Linked DNA regions of Homo sapiens: regions 2 and 3 are each linked to region 1. A link is an interaction called in ENCODE POLR2A ChIA-PET data of the cell type or tissue named here. Cell type or tissue: OCI-LY7. All regions are shown on one strand. Links, peaks and the distances in the headings refer to the core of each region. The heading gives the core; the rest is flanking DNA. Region 1 overlaps UBE2E2 (ubiquitin conjugating enzyme E2 E2). Region 2 holds the start of LOC124909353 (a long non-coding RNA gene). Region 3 overlaps UBE2E2 (ubiquitin conjugating enzyme E2 E2).

Region 1 (11,152 bases), core at 1,144-9,143:
ACACTGTCTTCCACAATGGTTGAACTAGTTTACAGTCCCTATGGACTATTCTTAACAGCAGAAAGTGGAGGTGGGCAGGGATGTAAAGAGAGGGAAGTAGCATGACAAAAATGGAAAGGCACAGGATAGCACTGAAGATAGTATATCACCCTAAGTACTAATGGCCATAGAGAATAATTCCACTTCAAGGGAAAGGGGCTTCTGATTATAAATCTTTCATACTGTAATACTAATAGTAATACATTACTCAAAACAGGGCTCATATGTAACTTAGTCTTCTCCTTCAGAAAGCAAGGTGAATTAGAAGTTTTCATATATGAACGAAGTTTTCAAAAACATCACAAAGAATCAACAAAGTGTGTTTTTCCATAGTTGTTCATGACTCTATAATGAGTAGAAAAGTAAAAGGAACATACCGAAAAGAAAGGAAAAGTCTACATTTTTCTAATGGCATGAATAAATGGTTAAAACTTTATGCATGGTAATGGAAAGTAACATTAAGTACATTTTAGGGATAGCATTTAAAAGAGAACATCTTATTAATTAATATGCAATGCATTACACAGTCTTTAGTGAAACAGTGAACACTTTTATAATTATGAATTTTTGTGTAGCTTTTAAAATGTCACCAATATCGGTCAAAACAGCATCATGTCTCAACTGATGGACTGCTTGCAGACCTCTGACAGCTAAATACATTTTACTGAAAGTCATGCCTTAACAGGTGAGAAAATGTCATCTTCAACCTGTGTGTGATGATGTGATGATAGTATCTGAAAGCAAAATCTGTACCCAGTAGACTAGAGATAAAAGGTACTAATCTTTTACTATCTAGGATATTAACGATTCAACTAAGGGCATTTACCAAATGTTGGACAAATTTTCATATGGCTCAGTATTTTAATTAAAGAACACTATTGTTGTATGTCCTACAAAATACTTAACTTTTGTTGAAATTCAACAGGCTCTGAGTTTGTCTTTCACAATTACTTATTGGCTTTAAAAGAAACACAATCTTAGAAATTGCCTTTTAAGAAAGGCGAAAACTAGAAGTAGGGGGGCTTAAAAATAAGAAGGGAATACAATGCATTCCAGTAGAACAACAAACGAATCACACAGAACTGATTATATCATAGCACCATGATTGATTAGATCAGCAACAGTTGAAAACCATTAGTTTCTGCTGTCTGCCGTTGGTGAGATGTTTTTCTTCCTCCTCTACAGTGTGGTGTCAGTTTATCACTTTCCTACTCAGGCACTGCTTGAGGCTCTGCTAACCTTAAATACAAATTTGAAAGGAATGAAGAAAATATTTTAACAATAAAAATGTTGTTCACATATTAATCAAATATACAGCAGCAATTTCTCCAAGGACTGTGAAGAATATTTTGTAAAGGCAATTTAAATGCTTAACATGACATTAAAAAAATCAATTTATCTATTTAGTGCTTCTATAATTTTATTGTCTGTAATTTAATGTCTATAACTTTAATTTACTCAATATCAGTGACTTACTCTTCCTATACCTATTTTCTTCCACAACTACTAATTTTGTGAGTAATTTGTCAATGCTATTGTGTTAAGATAAAGTTCAAGTTCCTTCTTAAGTACGTAATACTTAAGAGGTGTTGGTTATGTGATAATTATTGCAATCAAAGCTCTAAAGAATGTTTTGCCACGTATATTTTAAACCACTTATGGTAAATAATAAGTAACAAAATTATAAACACACAAAAAGTTGTTGTATTGAATCTATTATATTGAAAACTGCTATATTCTGTAAAATATTGTCTTCATTAACCTGTCCCAAATATTAATAACCAATAAGAGTTTAATACCAGGTGTCCAAATAAAGAACAGCTCACAGTCTTCAAGGAGGTATGAACCTAACTCTTTCCAGTGTATAGTCACTTAATTTGCTGTTTGCTACAATAATAGTTATACTCAGCTTATAAAGATCAGTTGCAATTTTAAGTGCACTGACAGGCAGATGGTCTACAAATTCAAAGTCATCACAATTGATCTCTAGTCAGAGGCAGAACTAGAAATGTGCAAATAAGTGCAGCTGTACTGACACCTATTTAAGGGCAAAATTCGTTTCCTCCTCTTTCAGAATCTCATGAGGATATTTCCATCATTCAAGGCTGCACACCTGGGGGAGAGTCCACAATGGAATTGAGGATAATGCCTTACATATGCAATGTTTTCTCTCCTCATAAAACTTCTTTTTCAAAAAAAAAATCTTTCCTCATTAATTCATTCATCAAACATTTAATGATCACTTATGTGCTAAGTATACAACATTTAATTTTTTTTTTTTTTAATACAGACTGGGTCTCGCTCTGTCACCTGGGCACAATCCTCCCATCTCAGCCTTCCAAGCAGCTAGGACTACAAGCACACACCACCTCACTTAGTGTGTGTATGTGTATATATATATATTATTTTTTTTGAAACAAGGTTTGTCTCACTATGTTGCCCAGGCTAGTTTCAATCTCCTGGCCTCAAGCAATCCAAACCACATCACCCATGCTCTCATTAACATCAGTACTTTAATTCTTAATATCTTCATTCATTCACTCATTTCTTGCAGCAGGATCCTTTAGGGACGCAACTCGGAGAGACTGGAAAGTGGAAAAAGGAGTGGAAGTAATTATACTCACGTTAAAACTGAAAAAAAAAAATTCAAAGGCGTTAGTTTGCTTCATAAAATCTGCCCCAAATTACATTAATGACTGAGGCGCAAGGTTTTTGTGGCTCTAAGGCTTTTTCACATGAGCCTTCGGTTGCCCAATATGTGACCTCTGGATGTGTTTCTTGGAAGCTTTCAAGAGTCGGAGGCTAGAAAGTGGGGAGTAAACTGGCTGTCTCTATTGTAAGATGACTGAGACCTCAGTATGAAGGACTGAAAATTTCTTAACCAGATAAATCAAAGTACTCATGCTTGAAGAAAAACAGGTTGAACATAATCAATAACATGATTAGACATCCCCAAATCTGTAAACTCCTGATAAATCAGGACTGAAAAAAAATCAAATCAAAGTAGCTAATTTGCAGAATAATTAGCACAGTACATCTGCAAATTTAAAGAGAGTTCACTTGAAAACTAGATTTAGTTGATATTTCTGGTTTTTAAAATCCATTTTGAATGATAAAAGTAACAAATGATTTAAGTCCAAACTGAGAACTACCCATAAACATAGAATGAATTATGATATAATCACACAATGGAATATTACACAGCAATAAGAATAAACTACAACTACATAAAATAAGTACGAATCTCAAACAATATTGTGCAGAAGAAACCAGACATAGGAAAGTAGTACTGTATAATTCCACTTATGTACAGTCCCAAAACAGTCAAAACTTATCAATGGTGTGAGAAGTCCAGACAGTGGCTAAGTGAAGGAGGCACGAGGTCTCCTTGGAAAGGAGGGCTGGCAATGTTCTTTTTTTAAATCTGGCACCGATTACACAGATGTGTTCACTTGAGGAGCATGCCACATACTTCACAAAAGTTTACTTTAAAAGTAATACACATGTTCACTTCAGAACTTTTTTTCTTTTTTTAGATGGAGTCTCTGTCGCCCCGGCTAGAGTGTAGTGGCGCCATCTCGGCTCACTGCAACCTCTGTTCCCCAGGTTCAAGCGATTCTCCTGCCTCAGCCTCCTGAGTAGATGGGACTACAGGTGAGTGCCACGACACCCAGCTAATTTTTGTATTTTTAATAGAGATGTGGCTTCATCATGTTGGCCAGGCTGGTGTTGAACTCCTCACCTCAGGTGATCCACCTGCCTCAGCCTCCCAAAGTACTGGGATTACACGCGTGAGCCACTGCTCCTGGCCAGAAAGTTTTTAAATTGAATATACTACATATTCAGTCTTGCGTCTTGCTTTTTTTTTTCCATTTTAGACTAAGTCCTAAGTACCTTTCCATGTCACAATGTTTCATGAACATGTTAACTCCTTCATGTACCTTAAGATATTTTAAAAATAAGAAAATGTAGTTTGTATATGTATGCATTCACATATATATATACATACTAATATGTAAGGTTTTAACATAAAATAGCAGTTAAAGACCCAATATAGGGTAAGTTTTAAGAGTTTTTCATGTCAGACCACTAGTTATGCTACCAAAAGAATAAGCACCATTCCTCCAGCACAGCAACAATAACAGCAGAAGTTCCCCACCCCCAAAAAAGTATTATCTTCAAAATTTGTCCTAAAATAACAATTCTTTTAACTTTAAGAATGGTTTCAATAGTTTGGTTGCAATAATTTTCCACAGCTATGAAGCAGAAAAAAAAATATAAAAGTTTATTCTTGGGTTTAGGACTTATTAAGAAAATTTCCCCTCCCATTTCTATCAAATTCACCTGATCAACGCAGGGTGATGCTAATACTCATTTATATTCCATAGTATTTCCAAGAAAATATACATGTATGTATTCTTGGTGTCAGGAACCAAGTCAGGAATGTTTAAATATACACATACGAATAAATAATAAAGCCAACTACAAACAAATACATTGGTGTACTGCAGAATGCATGTGCATTCTATAACCAGGGGCATAGTTTATGTAGTGTGAAAATGTAGCCTACGACCACAGAAAAATTCACACAATCTCATAGAGACTAAAGTGAAATGTTTATAAGCACGGAAGAGAACATTTTTATCTGCGGAAGGAAGAGCTCTCCTATCATATCCCCTCCTGTGCTAAATAAACTATGCAATCAAATAAGCTAAGGTCCTGGGCAACATGGAGAAACTCCATCTCCACAAAAGATTTGATGGATGGTACTGTGTGCCTAGAGTCCCAGCTATTTGGTAGGCTGAGGTGGGAGGATCACTTGGGCCCAGGGGCTTGAGGCTGCAGTGAGCCATGATTGTGCCACTGCACTCCAGCCTGGGCAACAAAACAAGACCCTGTCTCAAAAAAAAAAAAAAACTAAACTAAATCAAAGTACCCCCCATAATGCTTAAATCCTCTTTTTAGCTAGACAGAAATAAATAGTGTTTCTGTCAATAGCTTTCCTCCCTCCTCCAACTAACCTAAATGAATTTGAAATTTCAAAGTCTCCACTGTAAACAATACATTTTGTAAACACCTAATGCTTGGGCAAGAAATCAACAAATGTTTGTTCTCTTTTACTTCCCTACTATCAATTATTAGTTTTGTTATATGGAACTATGTATACATAATTACTTAATCTTTGAAGTCTTTTGTGGTTTGGGTCTTGGTTTTGTCATAATTGTTTACATCTTCTCATTGATTCCTTTTCAGAACTAAGATAAACTGATACACAGCTAGCTGACTGCTGTTTACTTTTCACAAAGAAAAAATTGGCCAGATACTTTTGCAAGCAAATAGTTTGATCAATTACTACACTATTAAAATTACTAAAGTATTTTTAGAAAAAAAAAAGAACGAGAAGAAGGAAGTGAAAGAAAAGAGGGGAAATGATTATGCTTTAGAATACAGTTTATGCAGATAAGAGTAGCTGTGGGAGACACAGTTTTAAAATGCTACCTTTAATTTCTGTTCACAGCTGTCAGCTGGATAAGATGCTCAAATGCAGACCCTAAACCTAAGCTTACCTACACTCAAACCTTTAGCTTGTGGTCTTGAAGATTCTAGGTGAAGACACAACTAGAAAAACATATACTGTATTTATAACTACCAGAGTTCATATGTCCAAAATGAGACCTACAATGCCCTCAAGTAGAATCTCAATAGTGTGGCTTTGGGTAAATTTATCTAATTATACTTCAGTTTCTTCATCCACACAATGTGGATAAGATGAGTACTTAAACAACTGTAAAGATTAAATGAGTTAATGGGTTCCTGTCTGGCATACAGGAAGTGCTCTATAAAAGTTCATCATTGTTACTATAAGGAACATCACCACCAATAAGATAATTTGTTGCTTCCCAGTCTGCTCTTTAGGTCTGTAGTCTTACCTCCAATATTTAATGCTGCAGTTGGGTGAAAAAAATAGACTTTTAGGCTATTAGCAAGACTTACACCTTTTCAATGCAAGGCTCCTGATTCTGTGAGCATAAACTTCTTGGAACCATGGTCTGCATTTCAAAAGAAACATTCATCATTTTTGTGGCAAAGATCATTTGATGTACTCACTTATATAAGCAGAATTTCTAAGGAATCTAAAACTCTCCCACTGGTGTTGGTGCCTCATTCCTGGTGGGGGGAGTACGAAAACAAAGTGTAGGAATTGAGGAAACACAACAGAAGGATGAAAGTATATTGCTTGAATAGAAGGCAAAGAAATGGTTTATATACCGACTTTAAAGATCCTACTTAACATGACCATCCTTTTCACATGTTTCTGACTTTCAGTATTTCAGAGTTAACAAACACACCTATTGCTCCCAGCATTCAGTCTTCCCTGTTTTGACTGACTTACAGGCTACATCAGGAAATTTATTTCTAATGCAGTCCAAGAAGGGTTTCCAGGGCTAAAGATTTCTTTTTTCTTGTTTTAAAATAATTCCCACTATGGACCCACTCAGCATCTTTTTCTTTAAAAAAATTAAATGGTTTTCACGTGTCTTTTTAGAATGTCTCTGTTTAACATTTTAAAACATGTATTTTAGTGTAGTTAAGCACATTTATTTAAAGGATTAGGTGTGACTGTGTGCTTCATAATGGCAACCTGTAATTATTTTTATAATCATCAACTGTTCAGATTTCATATTTATATTTTCCAGAGCATGACAGGCACTTGCTTCACAAGAAGAAAAAAATATAGTGCATAGTAGATGCAAATTATTTTTCCTCACTTTTCCATAACCAATTTATAAATACTCTGTATTTTAGCTAAAAATTTAATGTAAATAAATGTTAAAAACTGTGCATTCTGAAAACATGATTATCAAACAGGCAAAAAGAAAAAATTTTAAAGAGTAATGGCTCTTTACAATTCAGTAGAATATATACATCTTTTATTCATTACAGTATTGTGGGAAAATCTGGAGCCTGACATACAGACACAGGTTAAAATGTCACCTCCAATATAGGTTAACTACGTAGGTCCTGGCAAAACAGTTAAGCTTCTAGGCTTCAGCTTATCCATGTATTAAATGGGAGTTAACAACTGAAAATTCACAGTATTATCCAAATATTTAAAGACTTTAAATGTTTTCCCTCTTTTCATCCTAACTCTTTTTCTCTAAATATTTCAGTATTTCCCGTTATTCCTGACAATTAAAAATAAACTAAAACAAACATAAAATTAATCACTCTGACTACTTTGATTATTTTAAATCAGGTTAAAATGAATCCATTTCTAGAAGTGCAATTACTGTATTTCAAGAAAATATTTTAAAGACACATCTTGCTAACACAATAAAAATACATCTGTTCCCAAGACAATGTTTAAGAGAATGGGAAGATTTAAAAAAAAATCCTCAAGTGAAGTAAATACTCAGGAATCAAAATTTAAACATAACATAATTATAAAGTCAAATTTAATAAAACCAACCCCACCATATCATCTCCTCTTCCCTTCATTAAATTAAAGAAAACATTTAACTAGGGTCTCTAAGTTTTTGTAATTTTTTAATTCTTAATCTTGAAATAATTTCAGACTTTACAAAGCATTACACAAAGAATTCCCATATCCCTTTCACCCAGCTTCCCCAAACATTAACATCTTATATAACCACAGTACAATTATCTAAATCAGGAAACTAATACTGATATTATTCTATTAACTGATCTATAAACCTTATTCAAATTTTGTTAATTGTCCTACTAATATCTTCCTTCTAGTCCAGTGTTTGATCCAAATACCACACTGCATTTAGTTATCAGATCTCTTTGGTTTCCTTTAATCTGGCACAGTTGCTTAGTTCATATTTCATAATCTTGACACTTTCTAAAAATCTAGTCAATAATTTGTAGCATGGCCCTCAATTTGGGTTTGATGTTTTCTATGATTAAATTCAGGATATGCATTTTGTCAAGAATACCACAAAAGTAATGTTGTGTCGTTCTCAGTACATCATATCAGAAAATGCATGATATCCATGTCTCATTATTAGTATGTCTACTTTGATTAGTTGGTTAAGAAGATGTCCATTTTCTCCACTGTAAGGTTACTATGATTCCTTTATAATTATAGTAAATATCTTTTAGTGAGATCTTTTTGTGACTGTAAATATCCTGTTTATAACCATCTTACATTGTCCACTAACTGTTCTCACCTAAAACAATTATTACTGTAGTGTTTCTTTTCAAATGGTAATTTCCTATATCAATGACTCTTCATTTACTAATTGGAATTCCATGGCAAGAAAGTGTGTTCCTTTCTCCCGTTTGAATTTACTTAATTATATCTGGATACCACTTTTTATTTTATGGGTTATGGCCCATTATTATAGTGCTCAAAGTGTCCCTAATTTGGCCACTGAGAGCTCCTTAGAGTTGGCTCATACATTCTTTTGACATGCTCCCATCATTTTTTGAACATTTTGCCACTTTCATCCTGTACTTCCCCAGTCCCAGTCCCAGTCCCCAATTCAGTTTTTCCAAGGAACTCTGGTTCCTTTTATTGGTGCCTGGCACTTAAACCCAAGATCTGGTACTGGGTGTATTGACTGGAGCTATGATGTCACTGCTTCTAGGCCCTCTCATGAACAGAAGTAAGAAATATATAAGGCATACATGTACACATACACATATATGCAACCTTCTCTTTATCTCCATTCATTCATACTGATATCTCAAATTCTAATCCAAGGTTCATTATAGATTCCCCTTTACCTTATTTCTAGCTCTTTTTTTCTGATGTTAAAAAAATTAACTCTTAATATCCACCACATATTTAGTTGCTTAATCTTAAACTACACATAAAGTTGTTTCAGAATTGCTAACTCACCTAAATTTTGTCAAGTTTTTAATGAGCCAGTTAGACTGCACATTTTGATCATAAAATGCACAAATAACATGCCCACCCACACAAATACAACCACTGGAAGTGTACCAACAAATACTTCCAGTTTTACCCATCTTGGTGATAGCAACACCAGGAAGAAATCTTAAGTAATCTTTTCTCATGGTTTGCAAGTCTTGTTTATTATACTTCCCAGGTAGCTCTCAGACTGCCCACTTTTCTCCCTCAAGGTACCACATCTTTCAGTCAAGTTGCCGCCACAGCCTTTGGTCATCTCCCCACATCCAATTTTGCTTCCCTCCAATCTCCAGGGGCTTAGCCTTTAAATAGACAAACTAATCACTCTACTTTCACTCATTTTGATGGCTTTCTCTATATGTCAGATAAAGTCTAAAATCCTCAGCGTAGCCTAAAATACACTGCATGATCTAACTCCTACCAATCTTTATAGCTTCAAGTCACTCAATATTCTCTACATTCCACCTATATTAACCTTTTTGAATTCTTCTTTCATACTCCAGTTCTTGCACATACTGTTCCCACTAAACTATAAGTACTCCTTCTCCCTACATCCCCGCCTTAGTCCTGCTAACTCTTATATATCATTCAAGTCTTCACTTAAATATTATTCCTCAGTAAAGTTGTCCCTGAACTCCCAGTCTGGGTTAGACTCCTATGTGAAATCGTCCTAAAGCACACAGCATCTCTCAATGACAATTTGTGCTAAACTCATCTGTAATTCATCAAGTAGGCCTTCCCAGCTAGATTATCAATTCCTTAAGGACAAGGACTTTGTATTGCACACTGTTACATCCCAGTGCTCGACACAGGGTACAGCACAGAAACAGGGCCGAATTAGTACTGAATGAATGCCTAAATGAATAAATGAACCAAAAGATATTATCGAAAATTAGCTAGATATAGTGACTGACAACTACCAGCAATACATAGAAACTACACTTTCTATAATTTTTATGGATGTGAAGACTTCTGGATCCTTTCTGCTGCATTATATTGCCTAGCTAATGCTGAAAATATAACTATAAAGTAGTAATCAGCTGAATTTTTTTTTTTTTTTTTTGAGACAGGCTCTCACTCTGTTGCCCAGGCTGGAGTGCAGTAGCATGATCTCGGCTCACTGCAATCTCTGCTTCCCAGGCTCAAGTGATCCTCTCACCTCAAGACTCCCAAGTAGCTGGGACAACAGGCATGTGCCAACACACTGGCTAATTTTTCTATTTTTTGTAGAGATGGGGTTTCATCATGTTGCCCAGACTGGTCTCAAACTCCTGAGCTGAACTGATCCACCCGCCTCAGTCTCCCAAAGTGCTGGGATTACAGGCATGCAACACCGCACCCGGCCAATCAGCCAAATTCTTATCCAGCAAATGGAGAAACACTGTTAAAACTGATTAACATAATGAGCTTATGGCCAAATTAACAGTAATAATAAAAGCCAAAACCCCAAACACACAATTAAAAAGCATAATCAACTATTTTTTTCTCAAAAGTTCATTACAGTATTGGATTTCGTTAACTATCACTTATTTTAAATCCAACTGCTTTGAGATACGCAATATCTACGTTAGCCTGCTTTATGTACTTGTTACAATTTTACATTAAAGATCATTTATGTTGGCTTAAGGACTAATGCAAGGACCAGTATGTCTAAAGGAGATGGTGATTGGAAATTTTTAGATGTTCTGTCACTGCCACTGATTCTGTATTCTCAGTTCAGCAGACCTCCTGACAAAACTTTTACTATCATGTGATTGAAGAAATAAATGGGCCTTTAAATGTACTTTGCCACTAAAGTAACTTAATTTGCCTATAGGAAATATGGGAAAGATTACGACTTTTACTCTTGCAGATACAGTATATTTTTTAGAATCAGAAGCCCATTTTATTTCTCAGAAAGTAACATGATAAGGACTATAATTCATTGCAACTGGTTTCTCCTCTCTTCCCCTTTTTCTTCCCTCCTTTTCCCCCCATTCTGGTACAATTATTATTTCCTTGCATCTCAGGAAACCTGAACCAACATATTAGGAAACTGATTATTTCAAATCAACAATAATTAAAAAATAATTTTTATTTTTAAAATGTTAAAACAATGTTCCTCTTTCACTTTTACTAGTAAGTGAAAATAAGACAGTCTTCTTCAAGAGCACAGCAGGTATCATAAAAAAATGAAATAATCTTACTTTAATCACTCATGTCTGAGAGAAT
Region 2 (11,152 bases), core at 1,118-9,117, 330 kb before region 1:
GAGACATTAGTATGAATTCATGTTTAGCTTAATATAGATACAGCTAGTTACATAAAGAAATATCTAGAGATATACATGGAATGCACACATTTCCTTGCTCTGTCAGAGAGGGCTTATGATATTACAGTTGCAACAAGCACACCTAGCAGCCAGATCCTGATTTTTAATACCATTCCCCAATTAAAAACAAACAAACACACAAACAAACAAACCAGGGATCCTTAGAGAAATAGCTGATTCTAGGACTGGGGCATGAAATATATAAGATAAGCCTGGAGCATCTTGTGTCAGGACATAAGGAAGTGCTGAAACAGAAACAGTTGCACAAAGATGGGGCGTGTTGAAGGGACACAGGACCCAACTGAAACGGTTCCCAGTGGCCAACGCCGGAACAATTGGAGCAATAAGATAAAGTAGTATTGGATTATAACCCAAAATACAAAATAAATACATATGAATCTATACTAGTATAAATGAATGACTGAATAAATAAATAAATAAGAACAAATCTCCTATGTGGAAGAATTCCAATTATTTTATGCAAATACTCTGCCCTCTAGGTGCGGCGCTTACCTCCCTATTACTGAATGTGAGCTGCACAAAGTGACTACCTTCCTAAAAGCACAGCATGGAAAGGGAGAGAAAAGTAACTCTACGGTGGAGAAACCCAACAAACATTACCTCCAGCCAGGTATCACAATGACAAGTGATAAATCATGTTGACAGTATGTACTCTTGATATGATGTGTGATAAAAATGGCACTTTACCTCTAGTCTTCATCTCAAAGCCACATAATCTCAGGCTAATCATGATAAAAACATCATACAAATCCTAACTGGGGCACACTCTCCAGAACACCTGACCAATATTCTTCAAAACTGTCAATGTTATCAAAACCAAGGGAAGTCTGGGAAACTGTCACAGCCAAGAGGAGCCTAAAGAGACAAACCCATTAAATGTAAGTAATGTGGCATCCTGGATGAGATTCCGGAACAGAAAAAAAGACATTATGTAAAAATGAAAGAAATCAGAAATAAAGTACGAAATTTACTTAATAATAATGTATCCATATTGATTCACTAATAGTGACAAATGTACCTTTCTTATATGAGACGTTAAGAGAGAATACTGGTGCCGGGTATATGGGAACTCTGTTTATCATCACAAAACTTTTATAAATCTAAAACTGTTTTAAAGTAGAAAGTTTACTCGGTGCAGTGACTCACACTTGTAATCCCAGCAGTTTGGGAGGCCGAGGTGGAAGGATGGCTTGAGCCCAGTAGTTTGAGACTAGCCTGAGCAACATAGTGAGACCCCCATCTCTACAAAAAATTAAAAAAAAAAAAGTTACTCTGGCGTCTGAGGTGGGAGGATTGCTTAAGCCCAGGAGGCTAAGGCTGCAGTGAGCCGTAATTGCACCATTGCACTCCAGCCTGGGTGACAGAATGAGACCCTCTCAAAGGAGAAAGAAAGAGAGAGAGAGAGAGAGAAAAGAGTGAAAAAGAAAAAGAAAGCAAGAAAAGAAAAGAAAAGCCAGGTGTGGTGGCTCATACCTGTAATCCCAACACTTTGGGAGGCCGAGACCTGTGGATGACTTTGAGTCAGGAGTTCAAGACCAGCCTATGGTGAAACCCCGTCTTTATCAAAAATGCAAAAATTAGCCGGGAGTGGTGCTGCAGCCTGTAGTCCCAGCTACTTCAGAGGCTGAGGCAGGAGGATAGCTTGAGCCTAGGAGGTGGAGGCTGCAGTGAGCCCTGATTGTGCCACTGCACTCCCGCGTGAGTGACAGACTGAGAACTTGTCTCAAAAACAAACAAAAAAACACACATTCTCCCTAAAAAATAAAAAATATAAATAAATAAATAAATAAATAAATAAATAAATAAGTAAATATTCATTTAGGAAACCACACCCACACCTCCACGTTCTGGGCTAGTGCTCAGAGGCGTCCTCGCAAGCCTCAGGCACACGCGGATGGCCAGGATCCCCAGCAGGTCTCTGGAGCAGAGTTCGCCACCCATCGCTCCAGGCACTGCTGAGGGGTGCGGTTCCCACCCGCCCGGTGCCAAACGTGACTCTCACTCACTTCCACTTCCAAGGGCAAGGCCACACAGCAGGGAATTGCCATAATTCGCCTGAGGGAGTGGAGGAGACTTGGAGGAAGGATTCTCGTTCCGATGCCGCAGGTGTGGTGCCCGGGCTTGGCTCTCCTGCCGCCTTGCGGGGCGGGCGCGGCCTCCTGGGTGAGCGTTGCGAGCTCGGACCTCCACCGGCAGAAGCTCCGCGCTTGCGGGCCGCGCTGCCGCCAGGCTTCGGCTTTCGCAAGAGAAGCCAGGCCCGCCACACTGCAAGTGCAGTCGCGCAGCTTCTATTAATAAATGGGGACCACTCTGTCCATTTGTTTAAGAAAAGTCTGCGCTGGCTAAAGGAAAGAAACCCATCTGCCGGCCGAGACTGCTGAGGAGGAGGCGCTGCCAGGGCTCCCGGGGCCAAGGCTATTCATTTAAAACCCAGGAAGAGGGGGCGAGGTGGGGTGGGAATTGGATAGTGAGCTGCGCTGTCCACTATGTGAACACATTAGCCTCGCGGGACATGTGGTTCTTTAAATTGGAATTAATAAAAATTAAATACAATTTAAAATGGGCTTCCTCAGTCGCACTGGGCACATTTTAAGCGCTCAGCAGCCCTTGCCATCACTGTGGAAAGCTTCACTGGGCAGCACCGCTAAGTACAAGGAGATATTGCGACAATTGGCAAAATTTGAATGCAAAGCCGGTATATGTTTACAGATTGAAACCACTGTATCCATGTTTTTTCCTTTTTTTGTTTTTTGAGACAGGGCTCTTGCTCTGTCGGGCAGGCTGGAGTGCAGTGGCTACACTCACTGCAGCCTTGACCTCCTGGCTTCAAGCGACCCTCCCTCCTCAGCCTCCCAAGAAGCTGGGATCACAGGCACTGCTCCACCATGCCTGGCTAATTTTTTCATTTTTTTTTTTTGTAGAGACAGATCTTGCTATTTTGTCCAGGCTGTTCTCGAACTCCTGGGCTCGAGTGATCCTGCAGCCTCGGCCTCCCGAAGTGCTGCATTACAGACATGAGCCAACGCCCAGCCATGTTTCCTAATTTTGATCCCTGTCCTGTAGTTACATAAAATAATGTCTTTGTTCTCAGGAAGCATAGGTGGAAATATTTAGGGGTAAATGGGACATGATGTCTGCAACTTAGTTTCAAATAGTTCAGAAAAAAAAATGTAGATACATAGAATGATAAAGCAAATGTGGCAAATTATTAACACTGGTGAGTCTGGGTGCTATTCTTGCAACTTTTCTGTAAATTTAAAATTATTTCGAATGTGAGGATTAAAAAAGGAAAAATGAAGAAACAAAAACTCCAGAGAAGCTAAGTTAAAGAGTTGAAGTTAAGGAAACACTAAGAATGTATCCCAAGTGGCAGCCCTCACTCTGGGTAGGGACTTCTCATCTGACAGCATACTTCCATGGGCTTAATTGCCCACATAATTATCCCCACCCATACCCCTGGTGGTCCTTTGGAATTCTCACTGCCCTCATGGTGCCTTTTTACATACTCGCAGGGCAAAGCTTCCCAAATTCCAGGACACTCCATTCTTTGTTTTCAAGACCCAGCTCTAGACCCCATTCCCTGAACTTCAGTAATCAGTGTTTCACCTGGAAGAGACTCGTCAGAGCAGTATATATATATATATATATATGTGTTCCCAGCTGCAGCTGAAACAGTTTTCATGCATTGAGTAAAACTGTGTGGTGCACCTGAGGGGCGTTCTTGGTACTGGGATGCCTCAACCTACCCATCTAAGGATCACTGCTCTAAGAATTTTTAAAACTGGTTTGTGCTTACATCCTTATGTATAATTTTACTTAAAGGTGTGACTGTAATAATAGACATGGATTTACTTTCAGTGGAGTTTTATTTGTTTGTTTTGCTTGTTCTCCCACAACACTTTTCTCTCTTTCCTTGGCTTCTACAAGAGGGCACAAATCCTGCTACTTTTGCCTTTATTGCAACCCCCACAGATCCCTGGCTTCAGACACATAGAGCTGTCTGTCCACACTTCCTGGCACTGGGCCTGGAGGAGAAAGGAGCTGTGGTCCTGGAATCCCCTGAGCTGGTTTTCTATGTAAGTCTCTTATTATGAGAGCACCTCATTCTTACTCACCTTTATTAAGCAGCAGGGCACCGGATGTCATGGTGGTCACAGAACCTGCAAGATGTTGTCATTAAATTCAGCAAACATTTTTTGGGAGTCTACTTTTGGGCCCAGGCACTCTGCCAGGTGCTGCTGATACAAACATCATCAACAAGATCCTGCCTTCGAGGAGTTCCCAGGCAGCAAAAAACAAAGAATAGGATAAATGGTGTTTTTGTGAGTGCCATGGTAATACTGGGCATGGGGCTGGAGCAGGGCCTCACCTGCGGGAGGCAAACCCCACCTTCTTCACTGCAACAGGCTCTCTCAGCATATAATTTCTGACGTCATCAACGCAGCATCTTTTGATGTACACTCCTCCTCAAACTTTCATCTCACGTGTAACAAGCATCCATTGTGATCTCAAGGTCCCAGCCTTTCTGTAGCTCCCAACTAAAAGGCAGTTTCAATTCAGACCAACCGGAGTCCAAAATAAAGGGTCCAAGACAGGAACGTGTCTGCTCCTCTTTGTGTAGATAGAAATTGTTTATTGCTCTAGCTCTCTTCTCTTTTGTGAAAGCTCCACGCTTCTTTTCAAAATGATTCCCATTCTTTGCAGAGTTGTCTATTAGCTGCCTCCCACAGCCATGCTCAGGCTTTGAAGTTTATGGATAACTCAGCATTTCTTCCCTGTGGATATGAGAGGCACTTTGAATCGGGCATGGTGGTGCGTGTCTGTAGTCTCAGCTCCTTGGGAGGATAGCTTGAACCCAGGAGTTCAAGACTGCAGTGAGCTATGATCATGTCTGTGAATAGCCAGTGCACCCCAGCCCAGGAAACATATTTTTTAGAGACCTTGTCTCTAAATAAAATAAAATAGAATAAAATTTAAAGAAGCATTTTGGCATCAAATAAAATACTCAAGGTAGGATATGTGCGTTTCCCCTGCCAGCAATAGCTTAAACTGTACAACTGTACAAAGAAGTGACAGTGACTTCAGGCACACATCCCATTAAATCCAAACTAAATGTATTCTAAACTGAATGACCCCTTAGCAGAATTTTCAGAAATGCACTTGGACATGCCAACGTCCACCACTTAATAGGAGGGGAAGTCAGAAGAGAAAGAGACAGGCATCTTAACCTACTGCAGAGAAAAAAAAAAATCTTACTTTTGTAAAATTGACAAAAACATATGATCCTGTGACTATTCATTGGGCCCCTACCATGGCTTCCAAGGGCAAACAAGGGCCTCTGAAGCTCAAGTTTCAGTAGCTCGCTGGTAAATCCACCTCTGCTTACATCGAAATGTTCTGAATGAGTCACTCTTATAAAATCAGTGACTCCTACTAAGCATTTCCTCAGAGGGCCTTTGATTTCAGAAGCTGTCTCTGGAAAAGGCATTCCTGGGATCCCTCCTTTTCTCCAGGACATATTAATGAATTGACTTGGAGCCAAGACAGCCTTGACTTGGAACACCAAAGCTCTTTTAAGTCCATGGGGCTCAGATTAGGTTGACCAACTACCTGGGTTTGCCCAGTATGTCTAGCTTTATCTCGGAAAGTCCCATATTCCAGGAAATCCCCTGAGTCCCAGGAGGAATGAGATGGCTGGTGACCTACCCTGGGCTCTCAGAGGAGGTGTAGATTTAACGAGCACACACACTTTGGGATTGCATGGCAACCTGCCTTCCCAGCACAGCCTTGAACATCTTAACCTTGAAAGCAGTGGAAACCAGCTCTAAATCAGACTTAAGCAGGAAAAGGATTTATTGAAGGGATAGTTTTCTCTCTCTGCTTCTTTGCCTCCCACTGTGAGCGTCAAAGCCCTGGGCAGGGGCATCTGATTTGCCATACTGAGACACATGTCCACCACAAACTCATGTTTGGGGCAGGAATGAAGCAAGAATCTGCCTTCTTTTTTACTTCTGTGGTAAGTGATACACCCTATCAATCCCCAAACATATACAGTGGGTGTCTTAGTCCATTCAGGCTGCTGTAACAAAATACCTTCAACTGGGTAATTTATAAACAATAGAAATTTATCACTCACAGTTCTGAAGGTTGGGAAGTCCAAGATCAAGGGACTGGCAGACGCCATGTCTGGTGAGGGCCTGTTTCTCATAGACAGCAATGAATGACTGCATCCTCACATGGCAGAACGGGCAGAAAGCCTCCCTCAAGCCCTTAAACTATCCACGAGGGTGGAGCCCTCATGACCTAATCACCTCCCCAAATCCCCATCTCCTTTTTATTTAGTTTCCACATACAGCAGTGACAAAGTCCCCATCTCTTAACACCATCACCTTGGGGGTTAGGTTTAAACACATGAATTTTGGAGGGACACAAATATTCAGACCATAACAGTGGGGAAGTCCCCGAATTTAGGAACAAGGTTCAGATGACTGCCATGCAAAGAAGCCACAAAGTAAACAATGAAGAGTTTATGTTGTACAGTCACATACCACATAACGACATTTCAGTCAGTGAGGGAGAACAAATATAACAGTGGTCCCATAAGAATGTAATGGAGCTGGAAAATGGCTATTGCCTAGTGATGTTGCAGGTGACTTAACTGTGTTATAGTTACATGTGTTACATGTTTGTGATGATGCTGGTGTAAACAAACCTACTTCACTGCCAGTCATATAAAAGCATTATGCATACAATTATGCACAATACATAAAAAACAACAACAAAAAAGAAAACAATAGATAATACTTGTTTTTTTTACATATTTACTATACTGTACTTTTTATCGTTATTTTAGCCTGTACTCAGCAACCCTGTTGCCCTTCTTAAGGATACAGATATTCCTGAGGGTACGGACATTCCTAAAGTTATAGCTGGGCTCTGTCTTTCTTATACCTTGTTCCAAGAGGCAATGCTCAAAAATGGCACAGACCACCCAATCAGAAGGGATGCTGACTATAAACAACTACAATCATGTGCCACATAACGCTTTGGTCAACAATGGGCCGCATGTATGACAGTGGTCTCCATATATAAGATTATCATGGAGCTGAAAATTCCTATCATCTAGTGACGCAAAGCTGTTGTAATGCTATTGTCATTGTAACATCATAGCACAACACATTACTCATGTGTTTGTGGTGATGCTGGTGTAAACAGACCTACTGCGCTGCCAGTCAACTAAAAGTCTAGCTCATACAATTATGAATAACACATAGTACTTGATAATAAATGACTAGGTTACTGGTTTATGTATTTACCATACTATACTTTTTATCATTATTTTAGAGTGTACTCCTTCTACTTAGAAATATGTTAACTGTAAAGCAACCTCAGGCAGGTCCTTCAGGAGGTATTCCAGAAGAAGGCATTGTTATCATAGGCGTTTTCAGCTCCATGCATATTACTGCCCCTGAAAACCTTCCAGTGGGACGAGATATGGAAGTGGGAGACAGTGATATTGATCATCCTGACCCTGTGCAGGCCTAGGAGAGTGTGCGTTCTTGTGTCTTGATTTTTAAGAAAGAAGTTTTAAAAGTTAAAAAAAATTTTAATAGAAAAAAGCTTATAGAATACAGATATAAAAATATTTTTTGTACGCTGTATAATGTGTTTGTGTTTTAGGCTGTTATTACAAAAGAGTCAAAAAGTTGAATTTTTTTTAAGTTTATAAAGTTAAAAAATTATATTAAGCTGGCTGGGCACGGTGGCTCACGCCTGTAATCCCAGCACTTTGGGAGGCTGAGAGGGGTGGTTCACTTGAGGTCAGGAGTTTGAGACCAGCCTGGCCAACATGGTGAAACCCCATCTCTACTAAAAAAAAAAAAAAAATAGCCAGGAGTGGTGGCACGTCCCTGTAATCCCAGCTACTCAGGAGGTCGGGGCAGGAGAATCACTTGAACCCAGGAGGCGGCAGTTGCAGTGAGCTGAGATCGCGCCACTGCACTCCAGCCTGGGTGACAGAGCAAGACTCTGTCTCAAAAAAAAAAAAAAAAAAAAAAAAAAAAATATATATATATATATATATATATATATATGCTAAGGTTAATTTATTGTATAAGAAAGAAAAAATTTTAAAATAAATTTAATGTAGCCTAAGTATACAGTGTTTGTAAAGTCTACAATAGCGTAATGTTCTAGGCCTTCACATTCACTCACCACTCACTCACTGACTCATCCAGAGTAACTTTGAGTTCTTCAAGCTCTATTCACAGTAAGTGCCCTATACAAGTCTACCATTTTAAATCTTTTATATTGTATTTTTACTGTACCTTTTCTATGTCAAGATACACAAATGCCATTGTGTTATAACTGCCTACAGTACTCAGTACAGTAACATGCTGTACAGATTTGTAGCCTAGGAGCAATAGGCTATATACAGTCTAGGTGTGTAGTAGGCTATGCCACCAAGGTTTGTGTAAGTACACTCTGATGTTCGCACAATGACAAAATCACCTAACAATGTATTTATTAGAATGTATCCCCCACAATAAATAACACAAGATAGTCCATAAATCAAGCATCAACAACTTCGGGGCAGAGGATAGGAGGCAAGCTACATGTGTCAAGGCGGCTTTATGGAAAACTGAACACCTACCATATAACTTCAGGAGGGAGCGTGGAGGACCCTGGGCTGTGGGCTGTGTGCTCAGGATGTTTGAATGCAGGACAGCCAGCATGGAAGGCTGATAGGAGAAGCACTGTCAAGATCACTGGTTTTCAACCCTACCTGCATCAGAATCCCCTTGGAAGTTTTAAAACTACTGGGTCCCACCCCTAGAGATTCTGATTGAAATGGAGCGCCACATTAGGATTTCTATAAATTTCCCAAGTGATTTTAACATACAACAGGGTTTAAGAACCACTGGCGGCTGGGCGAGGTGGCTCACGCCTGTAATCCCTGCATTTTGGAAGGCCGAGGCAGGCGGATCACTTGAGGTCAGGAGTTCAAGACCAGCCTGGCCAACATGGTGAAACCCCATCTCTACTAACAATACGAAAATTAGCCGGGTGCCTGTAATCCCAGCTACTTAGGAGGCGAGGCAGGAGAATCGTTTGAATGCAGGAGGCAGAGGTTGCAGTGAGCCAACATAGTGCCACTACACTCCAGCCTGGGTGACAGAGCTAGACTCTGTCTCAAAAAAAAAAAAAAAAAAAAAAAAAAAAAACAACAAAAACAAAAGAATCACTGGCGTAGGTATGACCAGCTCAACCCTTGTTCCACACTCCCTGAAATTTTGTCAGAAATTCCAAAGACTTCCATGAGATTTCTGCTCTGACTCTGTCTTGGACAGCAACTTTCTCTTGGAATATAATGTTTTGATTAGCATTATTGAATAGAAATGTAATGTGAGCCACATATATAATATTTTCACATATCTACTTGGTGGAAGGAGACTGACCTGGGGAACTGCTGTGTGACAGGCTCTGTGCTGGCCCCACAATCAACCCTGCAATCAGTAGCATCATCTCCACTTTACAGATGACTAAGTGGAGGGTCATAAAAGCTGACTATCATGCCCCAAACCATACAGCTAGTAAGAGGAAGAGCTTGCATTAGAATTTAGATTTACTGAATTTAAAATCCCGAAGTCAGATCCATCCTCAGGAGAGGAAATCCACTGGGGAAAAAGGTCAGAACCAGCCATAAGGGAGCTCTTACAGAGTAGGAAGATGTTGGGTTTGGAGAGGAGATCTCAGAAGAGATCCATGAGTGCCATCTTCCAATACCTGAAGGCTCACCGGTGGTTAGACTGGCTCTGTGTCATTCCAAGGGGTAGCAGTAGAGTCAATAGGTAGAAGTTGTAAGGAGAAATATTTCCACGGAGACTGAGGACACATTTTGTCAACAGTCAGAGCTGCCCAAATTCGGATACTTTGGAAGATAGTGAGGACCAGGTGCTGCAGAAGACCAAGCAAAGGCTTTTGATACTTGGCCTGTTCCCCAAAGGCTGCAGCACTGTTCTGTGGAGTGGCTACATCAATTCGCCTGGGTGTTATTCAAAATAAGCAGGTCCATCCCAGGCCTACTATATCAGAATCTCACGGAAGTGAGGCCCAATGACTTTTATTTTGAACAAGTGTTTGCAGTTATTGTGATGTTGTGATGTGCAGCCAGGATTCAGAGCCACTGCTGCACAGAGGACGACATTTAAGCATCCGTTGGATGGTTGGACTATATGACTTTTCAAATCTCTTCCAGTGTTGAAATTCTATTATACCATGTTCGCTAAAGCTTGCCAACCAAATTATGGTGAGTGAACTTGGCAAGATTAATCATTTCCTTATTTGGCCTGTTTACTACTTAATGGGCAGCAGTGGGGGTAGAGTTCTTTGGCTAAAAAAGCAAAACTGCTAGTTGCCCACATTAGTTGAGATGCATTAGATTTTAACTCTTTTTTTTTTTTTTTCCTTTGGTAAGACAGGAATTCAGGGGAAGGGGCAAGGTAAAACAAGAAATATTTTCTCATATTTTCTTGCTAATAGAAATGTCAAATTTTTGCACTCATTGCCAGGAACCATGGAGTTCCAAGCTCTTTTATAAAAGGCAGTTAGGAACTTTGAGTTGGTCTACTATAGATAAGGATAGCAAAGGGCTGCAAAACTTGGCCTGTGGGATGAGACCATGTTAACAGTTTCCAAGGAAGCAGCTTTTACAAGCTTTATTCATAACACACCATTGACGAAAAGAAACAAGTGCCAAGCCCCATCAAGTTGAGGTATTGTTGAGAACACAGCTGGGTCACAGACGGAGTTGGAAAATGCAACCAGAGGAACACCAAGAGCAGCAAACTGAGAATGAGTTTTTGCTTTTCAGTCTCATCACTGAAAAGACACCCACGGCCCTCAGTCCAAATAGAAAGGAATCCTTGAGGACTGAAGCTGGGGTCACAGAACATCTGAATCACCAGATCCAGGTGCTGCACGCTCTTGGTCAGAGTGAGGACTGTACAAAAAGAAAAACAGGATCCCCTCTCCGAAAAGCAAATGAAGTGGTCATTTCTTTGCCCAGAAC
Region 3 (11,152 bases), core at 1,847-9,846, 91 kb before region 1:
TTTATGGTTTCAATATGAATACAGCTGAAACCAAATATTTTAATTTATGAACTATGTTAAGTTTCTCTTTTCCATTTATATGTGGGATGGACCACATGCAGCAATATCTAATTTAGTAAATATTTCAAGCATATATCAAACCATGATGCATAAAATATAATGAAAAGGAAAAATATTAATACTTTAATTATTACTCAAGAAAGAACACATGACTAAGCTGTCACCAACTGCCTATCATAATGCTATAAAACTTACTTAGGACCAACTAATAAAAGCTCAAAAACCGTACAACTACTGAAAATGTCTAGTATATAACTTGAGAACATCTGTCCCTTTTAATTCAAACCTTTTCAAATTTAAGTTCAAGGAACTTCTATCACTACAGAAAATACAGAAATGTATCATCTAATTTTGAGTACTATTTCTGCCAATCCTTTGCTCAAACCTTCCACAGGCTCCTATGGAATAAAGCTGATGTTCTGGTTCTGGTACCCTAAATCCTCCATAATTTGGACCCCCTCACTTCAGCCTTATTTCCTCTTGCTCCAGCATGAGGAAATCTTTTCTCTAGAGAACCTGAATTCCTGAACCTTCTCAACTCTGCACCTTTACTTTTGCTCTTTCTGAAGCTTGTCTGGAACACCTTTCTTGCTTTACTCACTGAAGTCCCACCTGAATCAAGTTAAAATGCTTTACAGAAACCTGTACTGGTTCATGTTTGTGATCCTACAATCTGAGCTTAGACACTGGCATGAAATGATGCTCTTCAAATCTGCTGAATTAATCTGACTCTAAAGCCAATTTAAGACCATACAATAGTCTGCCCCTCACTGTTCCAACTTGGTCATTTCCAGTAACTGATCTTTGTAGTCACTGTGCTCATACTGCATTTACTGCCCACACTGAGGGTGTTTAAAACTTGCTGATTTCATGGAATCTCTGTGTTTTTCTCATGTTAATCAAATAAGTGGCCACCTGTCCTGTGTGCGGCACACAATGCTGAGGATGCAGAGATGCAGGATGACCTTTTCTGTGAGAACATATACACAATCTACGATACAAGTATCACACAAAGAACCAAAAGGACGTAGAAATCCAAAGGAGGAGGGAGTGCCTGTCTGACGGAAACATGCCAGACACTATACAGAAGCAGTGAGGTTCGATTCTACTGTCACAAGGAAAGTGTTCATGGTGATTCAGGGCCTCCGGCATTCCTCTCCTTTCTGAGCTCCTATAGTACTTACGTTTTACACTACTTCTTTTACCCTTAATGATGAAGATGAAGGTCAGAAACTGATTGCATTTGCTGAGCAATCACTATATGCCAGAGATTCTTATAATTAGCACTTTACATGATATTAATGCATTTAACTGTCACAAAAACCTAATCTATTAAAATACTCCTGGATTTACAGATTAGCAAACTGTGGCACAGAGAAATTAAACATCTTGGAAAAATTACACAGGTATTAAGTGGGTGGCATGGGACCTACTATGCATGGAAAAGTCAAAAGGGCCAGTTTTAGGTGGCATGGTCAAGGAAGAACTATCCCTATAAATAGTAGTTGCAATGAGACCTGAAAAAAGAGAGTCAGACATGTAAGGATGAGTTTTTCAGGCCAAGTAAACTACAAGGAGAAAGGCCCTGGGATGAGAAAAACCTGGCGTGTGTGGGAAGTGGAAGGAAGGCCAACGTGGCCAGAGTCAAGTGAAAGGGAGAAAGAACAAGAGATGAGCCTCCAGAAGCAGGCAGGGGCCAGCTCACGTATGGCCTGTGGGCCTGGGTTAGGAGTCTGGGTTCTATGTGTACTGATTTACCTTTACACTACACAACTCTTATGTCTTGTTCTCCACAGTGAGAGTGTCAATGGCAGAAACCAGCTATTATTTTTTAAATGTCTTGTAGCACCCAGCTCATAGTATTATGCAAAATACTCTGTGAAACATTCCCTAACTGTGATAAAAATGAGGTGGGTGTAACTGCATGCAGGAGTGGCTGAAATGGTCTAATGTCGGAGATACAAATGGAGAGACAGAGAGGCATTCCAGACCTGTGGTATGCCAGTTTCATGGCTGCAGAGGGGGAACTTAAGACGTTCTAATAAAAATAAGATGGAACATGGAAAAATAAGATTTTGTTTTGGGGAGGGAGTATAGTTTTTGTTTTTGTTTTTTGGGACAGCATCTTGCCCTGTCACCAAGGTTGGAGTGTAGCGGCTCAATCGCAGCTCACTGCAGCTTTGAGAATAGGAAAAAAAAAAAATCTTCTGTAAATCAAGATATAATTAGAACTTATACTCAGATTTTCCTTTAAAGGAAAACAAATCTTCAAATGTCTTCTAAATGAGAGCGCTCCAGTTTTCTATGAGAATACAACAGATGCTACAGTGTACGAATTCTGAAGAACGCAGGACTAAGAAATGCCCAGTGAAAGCAAAGTACTCAATTACTAACGAAATGTTAACATGTCATTCTGGCAAGAAGAAAAATATCATGGAACAGCAGAATGAACCTGGGCACTGGAGTCATGAAAGTTCACAATCAGAACTCTAGTTTAGCCACTGTGGTATAACACCTAAAATTAAGGTTCAATATCATGTGCCGCTTTGACACCTGGTAAAATCGGGAAGGCCTTGAATGATCTAACCCAGGGATCCCCAAACCCTGGGCCACAGACTGCTAACAGTCTGTAGCCTGTTAGGAACTGGGCCGCACAGCAGGAGGTGAGCGGCTGGGGAGCAAGCATTGTTGCCTGAGTTCCACCTCTGTCAGATCAGCAGTGGCATTAGATCCTCATAGCAGTGGGGATCCTATTGTGAACTGTGCGTGCGAGGTATCTAGACTGTGCGCTCCTTATGAGAATCTAACTAACGCTTGATGATCTGAGGCAGAAGAGTTTCATCCCCAAACCAGCCTGCCCCGCCCCTGCCGTGGAATAACTGTCTTCCACAAAACCAGACCTTGGTGCCAAAAAGGTTGGGGACCACCGACGTAACCCATACGTTCCCCTCTCCACTCTGCTCTCATGAATAAAGGCCCCTAGCGAAACCATCCACCTTACCAAAGGGGCCAGATGCAGTTCTTCCTTATCCTTGAATAGTAGGTTTCAGTTTCTTGTCAGCTTGAGGAATTATTCAAACAAGCCAATCACATCCTTCCATGGGAACCAGGGGATACCCCCACCCTCTTGATACTACAAAGCCTGCCTCCCATAGCTCCTAGTTGTTTACTCTGTTCCCAAGTGCAACTCCACGTGACCCCACTTGAGGCACAGGGTCCTCTTTGCCTTAGCTGTGAACATAGGTAACTAACTGCTGCTGAGCCCAACTGACGTGTTCAGCCATCCTCATAACCCTATGGCAGGAATCCTTCCCTTGTCAAAGGGGTGAGGAGGAAGTGACCAAAACCACCACTTACTGGCTGTGTGAATCAGACCTCACACCAAGTAACTTAACTTTTATCTCCAAGCTTTTTATTCTGTAAACTAGGATTAAGAATATTTACTCTGCAGGTTACGGTTAAGTATTATCTCTAGCAGTTATTATTGTGTGTTGTATCTAGCAGTGCAGTTTTAGACTCATGACTGATTCTACTAATAAAATCCTTATCCCATCACCTGTCCCTATCACCATAACTATTACTATTGATTTCAAGTGTGTAAGTTCAAATTATAGAGTTTGAAACAATAGGTGGGGACATAAATAACAGGCCAGATTTTATTTAAGAAGCAATCTGGCTTATTTACTAGACATCACTTAATTTCAGCCACTAAGAAAACAACTATAAGGAGAATTAACAAGAGTTTTGGGAAAATAAGTAGACATGAAACCAAGACTGCTTTCCAGATACTAAATACTTGGTTGAACTGTAATTTGATTCTGTGAATCTGGATATGCAAATGATGCAGCGATTTATGGCAATAAAGGTCTTTTTAATGAGCTAACATTCTGTGCGCAAATGCTTTATTTTTAAGCAAATGGAAAAAAATCACTTGCTTCAGATAAGAGACAAGGGGAAAATTGGAGCTAATAAAGCATTACACTGAGAGAATTTCCTTTTCTTCAGTTTTTCCTTCTCACATCTTAATTGTGCTACTTATTAAACACACCCCCAATCCAACTGTTTCCTGAACTCAGTAGTACATCTTTATGCCTTTCAATTTTTATGCAATTACCTAATTTATACAAGTTTGCATATTTGTACATTTACAGAGAGGAAAATTATAAAATATATAGTCTAATATACACATAATAAAATGAAAATTTATAACTATTTAAATAATGGAGGGAAGAAGACTTACACAATATAGTGAGAACTCCTTTGGACACACATAGGGTGATCATTTTGGGAGTATCTGTTTCGTACCAAGAATTTTTTGCCTTTAAATTTTGTCTAGTTAAGTAGAGCTAATGCACAATTGTGTCATTTGGGGGATGCAAACTTTATTCTCTTCAGAATTCTAGTTTGATACTGAAATATTACTGTCATAAAATTAGAGATAAATCACAATCCAGGTTATGTTAGTAAGCAATTGGATGTTACATTGAGATCTTTTTTTTGCTCTTTGGCTACCACATTCAATAAGTATTTAAGCACTAGTTTAAAGTGGATGATTGTTAATGTACAACAAAATTGCACAGTAATAAAGCCTGTAATAAAAATAAGCGGAACACCCACAGCTCATACAGTGTAGTTAAGTGTATTAGCTGGTCTCAAAAGCATTAACTTTTACTCAAATAGCAGCAGTATTCTGCACAACCTATTAGCTTCAGACAGTGCATATTAGCTGCAGACTACCAGAAATTTTTATATTTGTATGTTCAAATAAAATGGGTTTCACTATATTATAAATAGTTCCATATAATATTGAGGATTTATTTTAAATGTAAATGAGAAAAAAGGGGAATCTTTTTTCCCTTACAAACGAGGTAACTTAAAAATTTACCATTCTTAGTCTACATGTATTCCCGTATTTTACATCTTGTGAAAAAGCAAGACATGATATACTTCTATTAGTTAGCTTTTCTTGGAAGTTGTAAATTTATAAAAAGAGATCACTGATGGGCCAGCCCTTCATTTACTCTCATTCTGTTAAATTTGTCTTTCTCTTAGGCCATAGCTTGGGAATGTTAAATCCAAAATTTGGCTCAGTGTTTTTAAAACTTAAAAAAAAAAAGTCATAAAGACAAGCTGTTTTCTTGATCCTTTAATGCATTTTCAACGTTTAAATATCACATATTCTGGTTAATCATAGCCAATAAGATATCATCAGATCATATAAATCTGCGTCAATGTACTTAGTTTCAAAAAATTAAAAACAACCAATTCATAGTGCCAACCATGCTCAAAAATCATTAACATTCACTGTTGACATCAGTCCAAAGCATTCACCTGCATTAAAACACTTCATTAAAACACTCAAGAACTCTATCACTATTTATCTAGAAGCACGCATAAAACAAAATTCAGTTTTACATACAATAGGATTTAATCAGCTGTTTTTCAGCTTTTTTTTAATGGAGTCAACTTATAATTTTTTATTATTATGAAGTTATTCTAATTCTTTATAGAGGAGCACAATAATGATATAGCAAAATTCACTTGGGAGAAAAGATATGAGTATAAGATTTTGGTCCACCACAGTATCCTAGGTGCCTGAAACAGTGCCTGGCATACAGAAACTGACATTCAATAATTATTTTCTGTATGAATAAACAACTGGGTACACTTTTCCACCAAAAAGTAATATTTATTTTTTCCTTCCATTCACATCTTATCACAGGAATAAAGTATTAAAGGCATCATAAGTTAAAAGTTCTGTTAATGGCATCATAAGCTGAAAGTTTAGTGTTTAATATATTCAAGTTGCATCATAATCAAGAATCTTTCTATCATGATATCGAAGTGTCTATTCTTATAGAACCACACATAAATTATATTAATATTAACATCTATTATATCTGTTAATATGTTAATAGTTTATTATTAAATTATTAATGTCATTATCAAAGGCAAGAAAAAAGTAACAGAAAAGAAGTCTCTGTGTGACTGTTATCTGGAAATGAATCTATAATGTAAATACATCTCTATATGGCTGGGAAAGTTCTTTCAAAAGTTCAATTAAATAAATTTTAATTGAACATGAAATGCCCAAAATTGAGAAAACCACTACCAAATTTGGACAGAGTAATAGTAAGCATCCTTCTCAACTAATGAACTTGAGACGAGAAAGTAAGGAGAAAAAGAACATGGTAGAGCTGTGGAGAGACTGACAGCAGGAATTTATCAGTAAGAAGGTATAACTGATAATGTTGATATATGCACTTACATAAAAAGCCTTCTGAATATTAAAAATATTAAAAATCATATCACTGATGTAAAAAATTTGTTTAAAGTCCTATAGTAATCATTTCTAGAAATTTGCTTTTAAATGCTGATGCTATTTGTTATGATTTTTGGTTATTCCTTTTGTTTCACTTTTTGCCAATTATGAACGAAGAATCCTCATACAAATAATAATTGCACTTATGATACCTTTCAGCTCACAATCTTAATGCATTAACCAATTAATTAAGAAGGAAATATTTATCCCAAATTAGGGTAATCAGAATTAGGAATGGCAAGAACTCTGTTGCTTCTTTTCTCTACACATACCATTTTAGAATTTGACTGCTTGTGATATAATTACTGTATCTGACAAAACATAGAAAGAGAAATTAATGAAAAACTGATTTCTGGATATAGCTGCAGAACATTTATCCAAATTTTCTGTACTGAAAGCTGTACATTACAGTGTGATGACTAGTAGCGTTTGCCTACATGCTTTACACTTAAATCATTAGATATAAACGTGGTTTCATATGACCTGTCTGTGAGAGCTTATTTAGTAGTCTTAGATCATCATCTTCTAATGACTACTTATCAGCTTGTACTACAGTATGTGGGCCAAGTTGGCCCATTCTTACTGAAAATATTTTGAATTAATTTTAACCCCTAAATATTAAGGCCCTATTTTCACAAAGTATCACATAACTACATTTGAACAGGAAGATATTTCTACGTATAGTGGTTAATGCAAACTAATATATAGTGGTTTTCAGAGGCTAAAAAAAAATCTGTTTATACTATTTTATTTTTACTGCAAAGTTCTATTTTGTACTTTTAAAGAGGAGATCTGAAGATGTCAGAAGTGATGGTAAATCTATAAACCTCACTTTACAACTTATAAGACAGCTCTATTAAATAAAATGTTATCTAAGAAAAGGATAAGAAAATTAACAGCTGACATATACCACAGCTCACAGGCATCAGAGAAGTTTTTTTAATGATTTAAATCTATCCATATTAATATATTGTACTCATAGCATTTTCCTGAAAAACTGGAAAGCTGGCTGGTGGCAACTATTGTTTTAGACAACCTACTACTTCTGTGGCTTTCCCGCTGCAGAAACATTCAGGAAAGCATCTTTGAACAGCTCACTAAGCATGACCCCAGTGGACCTCAATCACATTAAACAAAATAAATCCTTAGCAAACAGATTCATCTTCCTGACTTTTTCTTTCTTCAGTGTACCATCTTCTTTGAGTCACAAAGGCTCAAAATAGCAAAGTGGTTTTTCACACCAAAGCCTGTGAAAACTTCCTTTGTCGTATCTCAAGCACTCATCTCAAAACCCTTTTATTTCTATTCACCCACTTCCAGTTCCCAGTGAAGATACCAAATAGATAAATTCTCCCAACAGACCACTTGTCCCATCCCACTCCATTGTTGTAAAGTCAGCACTGAATCTCTAGAACATTCTGCAGTTTCTCAAAGTAAAGGCTGTAGGCTACTGCAGCAAAATTACCCTCATATTTGTTATGATTCACTGGCCAAATCTATACTCAACTGAAAGCTCCCACTCAATCAAAAGCTCTGGCAATAAGATCCAGCATTTCATAAACTCTGTATTTGATTCTTATGTATACAGAAACTTGTCAACTATTGCCTAAAAAATGAAGTAAACAGGCCAGGTGTAGTGGCTCACACCAGTAATCTTAGCCCTTTGGAAGGCTGAGGTAGGAGGATTCCTTGAGGCAAGGAGTTCAAGACCAACCTGGGCAACATAGGGATATCCCATCTCTACAAAAGAAATAAGTAAATAAGCCAGGGGCAGTGGCACATGCCTGTAGTCCTAGCTACTCAGGAGGATAAGACAGGAAGACTGCTTGACCCCAGGGGGTTGAGGCCATGATTATGCCACTGCACTTCAGTCTGGGTGACAGAGTGAGACCCTGTCTCAAAGAAAAAAACAAAAAAACAACAAAAAAAACGCCACACAACCACCAAGAATAATAGCCAACATATTAAGTGCTTAATGTGGGCCAGGTACTGTTCTAAAAACTTTAATGGATGAACTCTTAATCTTGTAACAGCCCTATGAGGTAGGTAGTGTTACTATCACTACCTGACACATGAGGAACAAGGCAAAGACAGGTTAAGTAACCTATATTTAAGTGCTATATTATAGAAGATGGGAGATAAGGTATACTAATTGGAAAGGAAGAAATGAGACTTTCTTCACAAATCATATGACCATTTATGTCGATTATAGAATAAGCTGCGCTATTATAGAAGGTGGCAGAGATAAGATCCAAGCTCAAATAGTCTGCATCGAGTTTATATTCTTAAGCACTAGACAGACTGCTTCAGTCCAACATTCAAGGGGTCTGAATCTCAAAACCTAACCTTTCCAGAATTAACTCCTACTACTATAACCATGATTAATAAAAATGTTCCTTCGGCCAGGCACGGTGGCATGTACCTGTAATCCCAGCTGCATGGGAGGCTGAGGTGGGAGGATTGCTTGAACCTGGGAGGCAGAGGCTGCAGTGAGCCAAGATCGTGCCACTGCATTCCAGCCTGGGCAACAGGCCGAGACTCCATCTCAAATAAATAAATTCTGCTTTTTTGTTGCTGGTATATAGAAAGCAATTGACATTTGTATATTAATCTTGTATACTGCAATTTTGCTATAATTGCTTATTAGTTCCAGAAGTTTCTTGTCGATTCTTTTCGGTTTTCTACATAAATGGTCATATGATTTGTGAAGAAAGTCTAATTTCTTCCTTTCCAATTAGTATACTTTCCCCTGCCCCTTTTCCTATCTCACTACATTAGCTAGGACTTCTAGTACAATGCTGTAAGAGCAGAATGTTGTTAAGGAAGTTCTCTTCTATTCCTAGTTTACCAAGTCTTTATCATGAATAGGTGTTGAATTTTGTCAAGTGCCCTTTCTTTATTGATATGATCCTGAGAATTTTCTTTAGCCTGTTGACGGGATGAATTATATTAATTAAATTTTGAATGCTGAACCAGCCTTGCACACCCAGGATAAATCCCATTTGGTCATGGTGTATAGTTGTTTCTACACACTGTTGGAATCCATTTGCTAGTATTTTGTTAAAATTTTTTACGCCTATTATATGAAATTTTTTGGTGTGTAGTTTTCTTTTCTTGCAATGTCTTTGTCTGGTTTTGGTATTAGGATGGTGGCCTCACAGAATGAATTAAAATGGATTCTCTCTGCTTCTATCTTCTAGAAAAGACTGTAGAGAAAATTGGTATAATTTCTTCTTTAATGTACAGAATTCACTTATGAACCAGTCTGGGCCTGGTGCTTTCCGTTTTGGAAAGTTATTAGTTACTGATTCAACCGCTTTAATATATATGTAAGGCCTACTTAGTTTGTGTATTTTTTCTTGTGTGAATTTTGGCAGGTTGTATCTTTCAAGAAATTGGTTCATTTCATCTAGGACATGAAGTTGTTTATAGTATTTCTTTATTACCCTTTTAATGTTCAAAATATTTGTAGTGATAGCCTCTTTTTCAATTCTTTTTTTTTTTTTTTTTTTTTTTTAAGAGACAGAGTCTCACTTTGTTGCCAAGGCTGGACTGCAATGGTATGATGACAGCTCACTGCAGCCTCCATTTCCCAGGCTCAAGTGATCCTCCTGAGTAACTGTGATGTGGTGGCACCAGGCTATTTTTTGTAGAAATGGGGTGTTACTGTGTTGCCCAGTCTGGATTCAAACAATCCTCCTGCTTCTGCCTCCCATATTGCTGGGATTACAGGGTGAGCCACCACACCTGGCCCTCTCTTTTGTTTCTGATGTTAGTAACGTGTGTCTTCTCTCTCTTTTTTTGGAGGCTTATTGATTTTATTGATGTTTTCAAAGAACCAGCTTTTGAGATCATTGATTTTCTGTGATTTCCTGTTTCCTATTTCATTAATATATACACTAATTCTTAAATTTCTTTACTTCTGCTTACTTTGAATTTGATTTGCTTGTCTTTTTCTTCTTTTCTAAGGTAGAAGCTTAGATTACTGATTTTAGATCTTTCTTCTTCTGTAACCTCTGCATTCAATGCTTTAAATTTCCTTCTAAACACTGTTTTCGTTGCATCCCACAAATTCTGATAGGCTGTGTTTTTGTTTTCATTGTTTAAAATATTTTAAAATCTCTCTTGGTATTTCTTCTTTGACCCATGTGTTTATAATAATGTTGTCAAATCTCCAAGTATTTTGAGATTTTCAGCTATCTTTCTGTTACTAATTTCTAGTTTAACTCCATTGTGGTCGCACAGCATTTTTAAAATTAGTTAAGGTGTGTTTTATGATCCAGAATGCAGTTTACCTTGGTGAATGTTTCATGTGAGCTTAAGAAGAATGTGCTTTGTGGTGGTGGTGTATAATGTAGTAAACGGATTTCAATTATATTCAACTGACTGATGATTCTGTTGAGGTCAACTATGTCCTCACTAATTTTCTGCCTGCTGGATCACTTTCTGATAGAGGGGGTCCTGAAGTCTCTAACTATTTAATAGCCAAATCATCTATTTCTCTTTATAGTTCTGTAAGTTTTTGTCCTACATATTTTGATATGCTGTTGTTATGCACATACACATTAAGGATTGCTACGTCTTCTTGAAGTATTGACCCGTTTACCATTATGTAATGCCCCTCTTCATCTCTGACAACTTTCCTTGCTGTGAAGTCTTCTATTTGTGAAATTAATATAGGTACTCCCACTTTCTTTGGATTAGTGTTAGCATAGTATATCTTTCCCCAGTAACTTATCTTTACTCTACATGTGTTTTAATATTTAAAGT

What was found. ChIA-PET counts read pairs that join two places held together with the same protein. Peaks named below come from ENCODE experiments on the same cell type or tissue, not always from the same donor. Only the 100,000 strongest peaks of a DNase experiment are listed, where the experiment ranks them.
Region 2: POLR2A ChIA-PET joins it to region 1 with 10 read pairs; 3 of 35 experiments call an interaction of 5 or more read pairs at or near these places.
Region 3: POLR2A ChIA-PET joins it to region 1 with 12 read pairs; 3 of 35 experiments call an interaction of 5 or more read pairs at or near these places.

The regions. Positions count from the first base shown.
Region 1 is chr3:23,335,992-23,347,143 of GRCh38, reverse strand. All of the region lies in intron 3 of UBE2E2 (ubiquitin conjugating enzyme E2 E2), which reads right to left. Among named protein-coding and RNA genes, the nearest start is that of UBE2E2, 140 kb to the right of the region's middle. In OCI-LY7, for the core only: a CTCF peak has its summit at 7,549; DNase peaks (open chromatin) are centred at 2,073 and 5,553; H3K4me3 peaks cover 4,054 bases; H3K27ac peaks cover 6,615 bases.
Region 2 is chr3:23,663,104-23,674,255 of GRCh38, reverse strand. LOC124909353 (a long non-coding RNA gene) reads right to left here and starts at 8,141. Exons shown (of 2, transcript XR_007095844.1): 1 at 4,197-8,141. RefSeq lists enhancers at 1,753-2,252, 2,253-2,754, 4,990-6,189. In OCI-LY7, for the core only: no CTCF peak of the experiment used is centred there; no DNase peak of the experiment used is centred there.
Region 3 is chr3:23,427,676-23,438,827 of GRCh38, reverse strand. The region is part of intron 3 of UBE2E2 (ubiquitin conjugating enzyme E2 E2); the gene reads right to left. Among named protein-coding and RNA genes, the nearest start is that of UBE2E2, 230 kb to the right of the region's middle. In OCI-LY7, for the core only: a CTCF peak has its summit at 3,310; a DNase peak (open chromatin) is centred at 3,337; H3K4me3 peaks cover 258 bases; H3K27ac peaks cover 1,124 bases.